Linked DNA regions of Homo sapiens: region 1 is linked to region 2. A link is an interaction called in ENCODE POLR2A ChIA-PET data of the cell type or tissue named here. Cell type or tissue: GM12878. All regions are shown on one strand. Links, peaks and the distances in the headings refer to the core of each region. The heading gives the core; the rest is flanking DNA.

Region 1 (4,389 bases), core at 302-4,301, 96 kb before region 2:
CACAGTAACAACTACCCAAAACAAGAAGTGACATTCCTCAGTAGGATCCAAACACATTGGTAAAGTTAATAAATCATTATTCATGATTTAGTTTTAAAAATACAGTTAAAGGCTGGGCATGGTGGCTCACGCCTGTAATCCCAGCACTTTGGGAGGACGAGGCCAGCAGATCACGAGGTCAGGAGTTCCAGGCCAGCCTGACCAACATGGTGAAACCCCATCTCTACTAAAAATACAAAAATCAGCTGGGCGTGGTGGCGTGTGCCTGTAATCCCAGCTACTCAGGAGGCTGAGGCAGGAGAATGGCTTGAACCCGGGACGGGGAGGTTGCAGTGAGCTAAGATCACGCCACTGCACTCCAGCCTGGGCGACAGAGCGAAACTCCGTCTCAAAAATAAATAAATAAATAAATAAATAAATAAATAAATAAATAAATAAACAAACAGTTAGAAACTATCCTCTTTATTTTTAAAGTATGAGTGTAATAATTCTCAAAAATCATTTATGTTCTTAGGCTCATCAACTCTTAATAAAATTACCCAAGATTTTGGTAGGCAAAAACAAGGAAATAACACTCCCCAAAACTTCTGCATTACAGAATTTGTTTCTTATGTTCAGGTTTGCTAAGCATTAAGCTTAAATATCTTACACAGTCATGTAGCTGCCTGATGAGGTTTCAGTCAATGATTGACTGCATTATATGACAGTGGTCCCATAACAGCTGAAAAATTCCTATCACTTAGTGCTTTGTGTTACAAATACCTACTGTATTCAACACAGTAACATGCTGTACAGGTTTATAGCCTAAGAGCAATAGGCTATATCACATAGATTACTATGTAGTTGACTATACTATCTAGGTTTGTGTAAGTACTGTACACTCTATGATGTTTGCACAATGACAAAACTGCCTGATGCATTTCTCAGAATCCATCCCAGTTGTTAAGCAACACAGGAGTTAATTCCTTCACAGGATCATGTGTGACCTTCAGACAATGCTCAAGTGACAGCAAAGGCACCTTTAAGAGTGGACTCTTCAGCTGGTACTGCTTTCTCCCGGGGGGGACGCTGCCTTCCAAAGGGCCTGGTCCACCATCAAGCCATTCAGAGTGCTCTGTGACCTTGAAGGATGTGCAGCACATGGGCACATGTCTGAGTTTTGAAACTGACAATCCCTAGAGTATGGAGATGCCCAAGTTGGAAGTAGCAATGGTTCGAGAAGGGTTCCAGTGGTTTAAAGATATATTTCACCATAACAATCCACCTACCTTTCTCATCTCCCCTTTATCATCAGCAGTATTTCCTTTTATACATATTTGGAGGAATTTAAGGGAATAACACAAATCCACTGGTTAAGGTCTTCAATAATTTTTCACTGCCCTTAGAATAAAACCCAAATTCCTTGACCAAAAACCCAAAAGCAAATGTAATAAAAGCAAAGATAAAGAGCTGGGGCTTAATTAAAGTGCTTTTGCATGGCAAAAGAACAGTTAGCAGAGTAAACAGACAACCCACAGAGTGGGAGAAAATCTTCACAATCTATACATCTGACAAAGGACTAACACCCAGAATCTACAACAAACTCAAACAAATCAGTAAGAAAAAAACCAATAATCCCATCAAAAAGTGGGCTAAGGACATAAACAGACAATTCTCAAAAGAAGATATATAAATGGCCAATGAACATATGAAAAAAATGCTCAGCATCACTAATGATCAGGGAAATGCAAACCAAAACCACAGTGCAATACCCACCTTACTCCTGCAAGAATGGCCATAATTAAAAAATCAATAAACAGTATATATTGGAATGGATGCGGTAATCAGAGAACACTTCTACACTCCTGGTGGGAATGTAAACTAGTACAGCCACTATGGAAAACAATGTGGTGATTCCTTAAAGAACTAAAAGTAGAACTACCATTTAATCCAGCAATCCCACTACTGGGTATCTACCCAGAGGAAAATCATGGAACCAATCCAAATGCCCATCAATCAACGAGTGGATAAAGAAACTGTTGAGTGTGTGTGTGTGTGTATGTATGTATATATATGATGGACTACTACTCAGCCATAAAAAGGAATGAACAGCATTTGCAGCAACCTGTATGAGACTGGAGACTATTATTCTAAGTGAAGTAACTCAAGAATGGAAAACCAAACATCATAATGTTCTCACTGACATGTGGGAGCTAAGCTTTGAGGACGCAAAGGCATAAGAATGATACAATGGACTTTGGGGACTTGTGGGGAAGCGGGCGAGCGATAGAAGACTACAAATAGGCCGGGCGCAGTGGCTCATGCCTGTAATCCCACCATTTTGGGAGGCCAAGGCAGGTGTATCACCTGAGATCAGGAGTTTGAGACCAGCCTGGCCAACATGGCAAAACCCTGTCTCTACTAAAAATACAAAAATTAGCTGTGCATGGTGGTTCGTGCCTGTAATCCCAGCTACTAGGGGGACTGAGGCAGGAGGACTGCTTAAACCTGGGAGGCGGAGGTTGCAGTGAGCTGAGATCGTGCCACTGCACTCCAGCCTGAGCAACAGAGCAAGACGGAGAAGAGGAGGGGGGAAGAGGAGGAGAAGGAGGGATGAGGAGGAGGAGGAAGAGGAGCGGAAGGAGTAGGAGGGGAAGAAGGAGGGAAAGGGGAAGAAGGAGGGGAAGGGGAAGAAGGAGGGAAAGGGGAAGAAGGAGGGGAAGGGGAAGAAGGAGGGGAAGAGGAAGGCAGAAGGGGACGGAAGAAGAGGAAGGAAGAAGAGGAAGGAAGAAGAAGGAAGAAGGAAGAAGGAAGAAAGAAGAAAGAAGAAAGAAAAAAGAATACTACAAATATGGTACAGTCTATACTGCCTGGGTGATGGGTGCACCAAAACCTCACAAACCACTAAAGAACTTATGTAACCAGATACTACCTGTATCCCAATAACCTATGGGAAAAAAATTTTAAAATAAATAAAATCCAAATTCCTTACCATGGCCCTCTAGGTTTTACCTATCTCCAACTCACAGCACAGCCTCTGGCCTTGATCCTAGAGGTCCAGACACACTGATGTCCTTTCTGCTCCCCAAACTACTTCTAAGTCAGATTATCACATTTGCAAATATGGTAAAATTGTAATTTTAAAATTTAGATGGTTGGTGGGTGTGTGGGTTTTCACTGTTAGTTAACTTTTCTGTATGTTCTAAGTTTTTCTTAATATTGTTTTAAAACAGCCTTAACTATGTTTTGGACATAACTGAAGTTCACGAAGAAAATGAACAGAAATAGATATTTTAATAAAATAATTCATTTGGCTTTCAAATACAATTCCCTTGTCCATTAAAAAATGGTTTTTTCTTTTCTTTTTTTTTTTTTTTTGAGATGGAGTCTTGCTCTGTCACTCAGGATGGAGTGCAGTGGTGCGATCTCAGCTTGCTATAACCTCCACCTCCTGGGTTCAAGCAATTCTGCCTCAGCCTCCCCAGTAGCTGGGACTAGAGGCACGTACCACCATGCCTGGCTAATTTTTGTTGTAGAGACGGGGTTTCACCATGTTGGCCAGGCTGGTCTTGAACTCCTGACCTCGTGATCTACCCACCTCAGCCTCCCAAAGTGCTGGGATTACAGGTGTGAGCCACCACGTCTGGCCAAAAAATGGTTTATAATAAACCTCAGCAGGATTCCTTGGGCTAAGCCAAAAGTATTAATGTGACTGGGACAAAGCCAGACAGTGACAGGATTCTAAAGTGGGTTGTGGCAATCCGTACCTGCTATGGGGACAGGCTTCCTTCTGATGGTAATTATTGGTGTATACTTGAATCCCAAAGTGGTGGTATGTGGGGGGCTGTTAACATATTACTTTCATATAAAATGAACAGTTACAACACTGCAAGCTGAATCCGCATGGACATTTAGCTTCCCCCTTTCGCATTCATGCACTGCTCTCCGCTAGTTGTTTTCTTCTCTCTCCCAATGCCCTTTCCTTTCCTGCATCTATTTATTTATTTATTTTCCTTTCTGCATTTAATTCAATGACTCTACTCCAATGTTGATGTCCTTCAAGGTTCCACTCTTGGCTGTCACCTCACCCTATATTCCCTCTGGGTGATCTCATCTATGGTTTCAACAATCTGAAATCCATTTCTAGCCCGACCAATGGCCTACCTTTCCAACTGCTGCTCCCTATAGATGTCCTCCAGGCAATCCAAATTTCATCTAAGTCCTGCTTCTTTTTCAATGTTCCCCTTCCCAGTGAATGGATCCATTGTTCACTCCATCACTAAACTTGGTTGTCACAGCAAACTTTACTCAACTCTTCCATGTATATTCAGTTCACGATTTCAGTCAATTCTGTTTTCTAAATCTATCTTTACAGACATTAAGGGTAGACCCTCACCATTCTCCACAAAG
Region 2 (4,388 bases), core at 79-4,078:
TCCATAGAGTTTCTCATTTAATTTTCTTGGCATCCCTGTGAGATGGTCTTCAATGTTATCACTATTTTACAGATGAGGAAACCGAGGCTTAGAGAGTTCAAGTGTGGAGTTGGGATCCTGTCTGACTCCTATGCTGGCTGTCTATTTCTTTTTTTTTTTTTTTTTTGAGATGGAGTCTCATTCTGTTGCCCAGGCTGGAGTACAGTGGTGCAATCTCGGCTCACTGCAATGCCTGATATGCTGGCTGTCTTAACCATTAACTGGCACTGACTGTATACCTTGCCCTGTGCTGCCTTTGGCTATAGTTGGCTGGACATGTTCCCCAATCCCCTTGTGCTGGGCAGAGAATCAGGAAGGAAGCTGGGGTGTAAGAACGGAAACTGCCAACCAGTACCACAAAGATCTGAACTCTTATTCACGTGGTCTGTAACCTCCTGCCCGCTCTCCCTCCCCCACCCGTGGTCTCTGCCTGGGAGCTGAGATTGTCCCCTTCTGTTTAACTTGGTGTTTGACCCCGGCCACCTGCTGTTCATTTCATTCAGTTTCACCGGGACACCCAGACCAGGGCACGGGAGGTGGCCCTGTTACCAGTTCTTTGTCATCTGTAGCTGGTTGTGAAATGCCCTGGCTGATCCACACCAGAAGAAGGAGAGAAAATTTCCCTGGGGCTGGAATTGCTGGGGCCCTTCCTAGAGGAACAAGCACAGCCCAGAGACAAATCTGAAGCCACTGCCTGTACACGTGGGTTGGGAACTGCCTGTCCAGGACACCTCCTGCAGAAGACTGGCCCAAGGCCTTGTCCTTTCCTTGGCAGGGACAGTGCGGGGACGAGAGAGTCCCAGGGGGGTCATGTGAGCTCTGTTTCCGGAGTCTATCTGGGAACCTTTTCCTTCCCTGCTGGTCCACATTCCCGGAGCTCTGCGAGTCAGCATCGAGGTGAAGGTGGGCCAGCGCAGGCCCTTCCCTGTGGCCTCTGAGTCTGGGGGGGTTGCCATCCTCTGGGTCTGATGTACCCTCCTTATGTGCAGGGTGGGGGGTGCAGAAGTAGAGTAAGTGGGCCAGGCGCGGTGGCTCACGCCTGTAATCCCAGCACTTTGGGAGGCCGAGGAGGGTGGATCACGAGGTCACAAGATCGAGACCAGTCTGACCAACATGGTGAAACCCTGTCTCTGCTAAAAATACAAAAAAATTAGCTGGGCACAGTGGCACGTGCCTGTAATCGCAGCTACTCGGGTGGCTGAGGCAGGAGAATTGCTTGAACCTGGGAAGCGGAGGTTGCAGTGAGCTGAGATCACGCCACTGCACTCCAGCCTGGTGACGGAGCAAGACTCCGTCTCAAAAAAAAAAGAAGTAGAGTAATTGTGCCCAGGAGCCCAATCCATGTCTGTTAGGAGCCTGCTTCCTGCCACCGGTCCCTGGGTGGCACACTGGAAGGTGCTTGGCATAGAACGAGGGCAGTGGTGTGTCAGCAGGCCGGGCACAGAGGCAGATGGACTGGGGGCCTTGTTGAGAAGCCAGAGGCCATGTCGAGGCTGCACAAGGCCGTGACTGCCTGCTTGAGTCTGGGGAAGCTGCAGGGCTCCTGTTCCAGGTGCCCACCAGCCACTGCGCCAGGGGAAATGCCTCTGAGAGCACATCAGGGGCTTCTCAAGCTGCAGCCACAGGGGCTGGGCTTGGCACAGAGTGACGGAGGAGGGGGCTGTTCCTGCAGGTTTTGGTAAGGCGCTGCCTCCTAACCACAGCTGATCCTATGTATGGGCTGATGTCTAGGCTCTTCTTTAGAAAAATTAGCATAACTGTCTTCCCTTCCACCCCTCCGCACCCCACGACCTGCAATCCCTCTGAGCCCTTATCTTCACTTATCAGACACCCAACACTCTTCTTCTCATTTTCTGAATGACTCCACAGTTCTAGAAATTAAAGCCTGCTGTATTCTGAGAAGGTGCTTTCTGTTTCCTCTGGTGAGTGGGCAGCACATACTTTGAGACTCCGCAGGGCAGAATTAGAGGGCCCAGGTACTGAAATTGACTCACTAGGTGGGGGTGGGGAGCACTGAGACCATCTTGAGTGCTTGGAGAAAAGTTGGACAGTCAGGTGGCACAGGGGCAACCGTGGGGTCTGGAAGGGGAGCACCGGGGGATGACTGAGGGGATGGAGGAGAGTGGTAGAGGAGAGACTGGAAACCAGGGAGGGCATGGGCAGCCCTGGGAAGACTGCAGAGGTTGAAGATGTGGAGGACACACCAGGCTGGGCGGAGCGGTGCTTAGCAGGCACTAGTGAGGCAGGTTATCAAAGCAGGGACTATCCCAGGGATGTGGTCACCATGATTGTGGTCGAGGGGCCTGAAGGCATAGCTGAGCCTGCCTGGGCTCAGGCAGAGTGAAGATACAGGCCCTGCCTGCTCCTGCTCCTGCTCCTGCTCTAGAGACTGTTCCAGGGATCACCAGAGGCCTGGCAGGAAGCTGGTGGCTCATGTGCAGGTCAGGCAGGGCCAGAGGCAGGCGGATGGGGCACTTTCTTTGGGAAGAGCTTGAAGAGGGCATTGCTGATGCCTCCACCCCAGGCTGTGATGAGCACTGTACCCAGTGGGGGGCTGGTGGCTGGAGGAGGGAGTATGTCCAGGAAAGGATTTCTGCAGGGCATCTAGCCATCCTGTCACTGCAGGGCTGTGATGGAAACCTGTGGACACATGACCACTGAGGGGACTGCTGCACCAGTTTATTTGTTTATTTTATTTACTTATTTTTATTGTTTTTGAGACAGAGTCTCGCTCTGTCGCCCAGGCTGGAGTGCAGTGGTGTGATCTCAGCTTACTGCAACCTCCGCCTCCTGGGTTAAAGCAATTCTCCTGCCTCAGCCTCCCGAGTAACTGGGACTATAGGTGCATGTTGCCACACCTGGCTAATTTTTTGTATTTTAGTAGAGACGGGGTTTCACCATGTTGCCCAGGCTGGTCTCGAACCCCTGAGCTCAGGCAATCGGCCTGCCTCGGTGCCTCAAAGTGCTAGGATTACAAGCTTGAGACATTGTGCCCGGCCTGTTGCCCCAGTTTAGGACTCAGACAGAGGCTACTGTTCCTCCAGGGACCAGGGGAGCCCCATACCACTGAAGGGCTGGTTTCTTCCCTTCATGAAGCTTTTCCTTCCGGCCACCCACGGGGACCCTGACATGTGCAGGGCACCTCAGGAGAGAAAGGCAGAGCTCCGTCTTCAACTCAACACAGAAGAAAAACCCGCATTTTTCAAAGCAGCGAAGACTCAGATGGGAGCATCAGGAGGAGAGGCCATCCTGGTGGTCTGGGGCTGTGGAGCCAGGCTCTGAGGACTCAGTGGGCCACTGACTTGGGGTGAGGAGAGCAAGGGCTAGCCAGGCAGAGCCACAATAAAAATGATGACAGCTAATGGTAATTAGGGGTTGAAATTTGTACCTCCTTCGCTATGAGCATAAAGTGAGATGCTCCGAGACAGTGCGCAGGCCTGGCACCTGAGCGCACCTGCAGTTGTAGCTGTGATTATTACTACTCAGGCAGCCACAGCAAACTGAGCACTGTGCCCTGTACCCTGGGTGCCCTTTCTGACTTTCCCTGCCCCCTCACCGCCCGGTCCTTCAGCGCTGGGACCCTGTGTGACAGCGCGGCAGCCCTACACCTGTGTGGCTTGTCATGGATTCTGCCACACCACACAGTGGATTAGGATGCCTTGTTCCTTCACGTTAGCTGTGCCGTTTCTACCAGGAGACAATTAGCGAAGTAAGTGCTGTTCTGTGGTACCAGGAGAGGGTTGGGGACGACGGGCTCCCCAAAACACGGGGGCTCTGCTGAGGCCTTTGGAGAGATGTCTTCGCTGTCCAGGAGGGGGTCCTGGGTGTCCTTTCGGTTATTTTTGGGCAGCCCTGAGGCACTTTGGAGAACGTTCCAGAACACTGAGAGGAAACTCCACCCAGCCCCAATCCAGGGAAGGAGGAACCTGATTCAAATGATCTCTATGCCTCAAAATCTGTTCCTAATCTGGAGGTAACAAGTTATTAATAACCGTATTGGTTATTCATCTCCTCACCACCTTCGTGACTCCCCACCCACCCACGTGTGCATCCCCCTGACCACTGGTCCACTCCGATGCTCCCATGTCTCCCCTCCTGCCCCCACCCACCCACGTGCGTGTCCCCCCAACCACAGGTCCACTCCGATGCTCCCACGTCTTCCCTCCTGCTGGGGCCCTCACCTGCTCCCACCAGTTACTGCCTTAGCCCCTCACTGGCTGGCTCCTTCCAGGAACCCCCTCCAGGCCACTCCCACTGAGCTACACAAGAGGCTTTTAGAAATGCAGGTCCCACAGGCTTGTTTCCCTTAATGGCTTTCAATTACCTTCAAGATAAAACCCAACTTCCTG

The links. ChIA-PET counts read pairs that join two places held together with the same protein. Peaks named below come from ENCODE experiments on the same cell type or tissue, not always from the same donor. Only the 100,000 strongest peaks of a DNase experiment are listed, where the experiment ranks them.
Region 1: POLR2A ChIA-PET joins it to region 2 with 5 read pairs; 5 of 35 experiments call an interaction of 5 or more read pairs at or near these places.

What each region holds. Positions count from the first base shown.
Region 1 is chr2:230,752,712-230,757,100 of GRCh38, reverse strand. All of the region lies in intron 1 of CAB39 (calcium binding protein 39), which reads right to left. Among named protein-coding and RNA genes, the nearest start is that of CAB39, 42 kb to the right of the region's middle. In GM12878, for the core only: no CTCF peak of the experiment used is centred there; no DNase peak of the experiment used is centred there.
Region 2 is chr2:230,656,842-230,661,229 of GRCh38, reverse strand. No RefSeq gene overlaps it. Among named protein-coding and RNA genes, the nearest start is that of LINC01907, 41 kb to the left of the region's middle. RefSeq lists enhancers at 600-1,156, 1,791-2,060, 2,391-2,440, 2,501-2,590 and a cis regulatory region at 1,478-2,606. In GM12878, for the core only: no CTCF peak of the experiment used is centred there; DNase peaks (open chromatin) are centred at 429, 1,889 and 2,272; H3K4me3 peaks cover 2,719 bases; H3K27ac peaks cover 3,947 bases.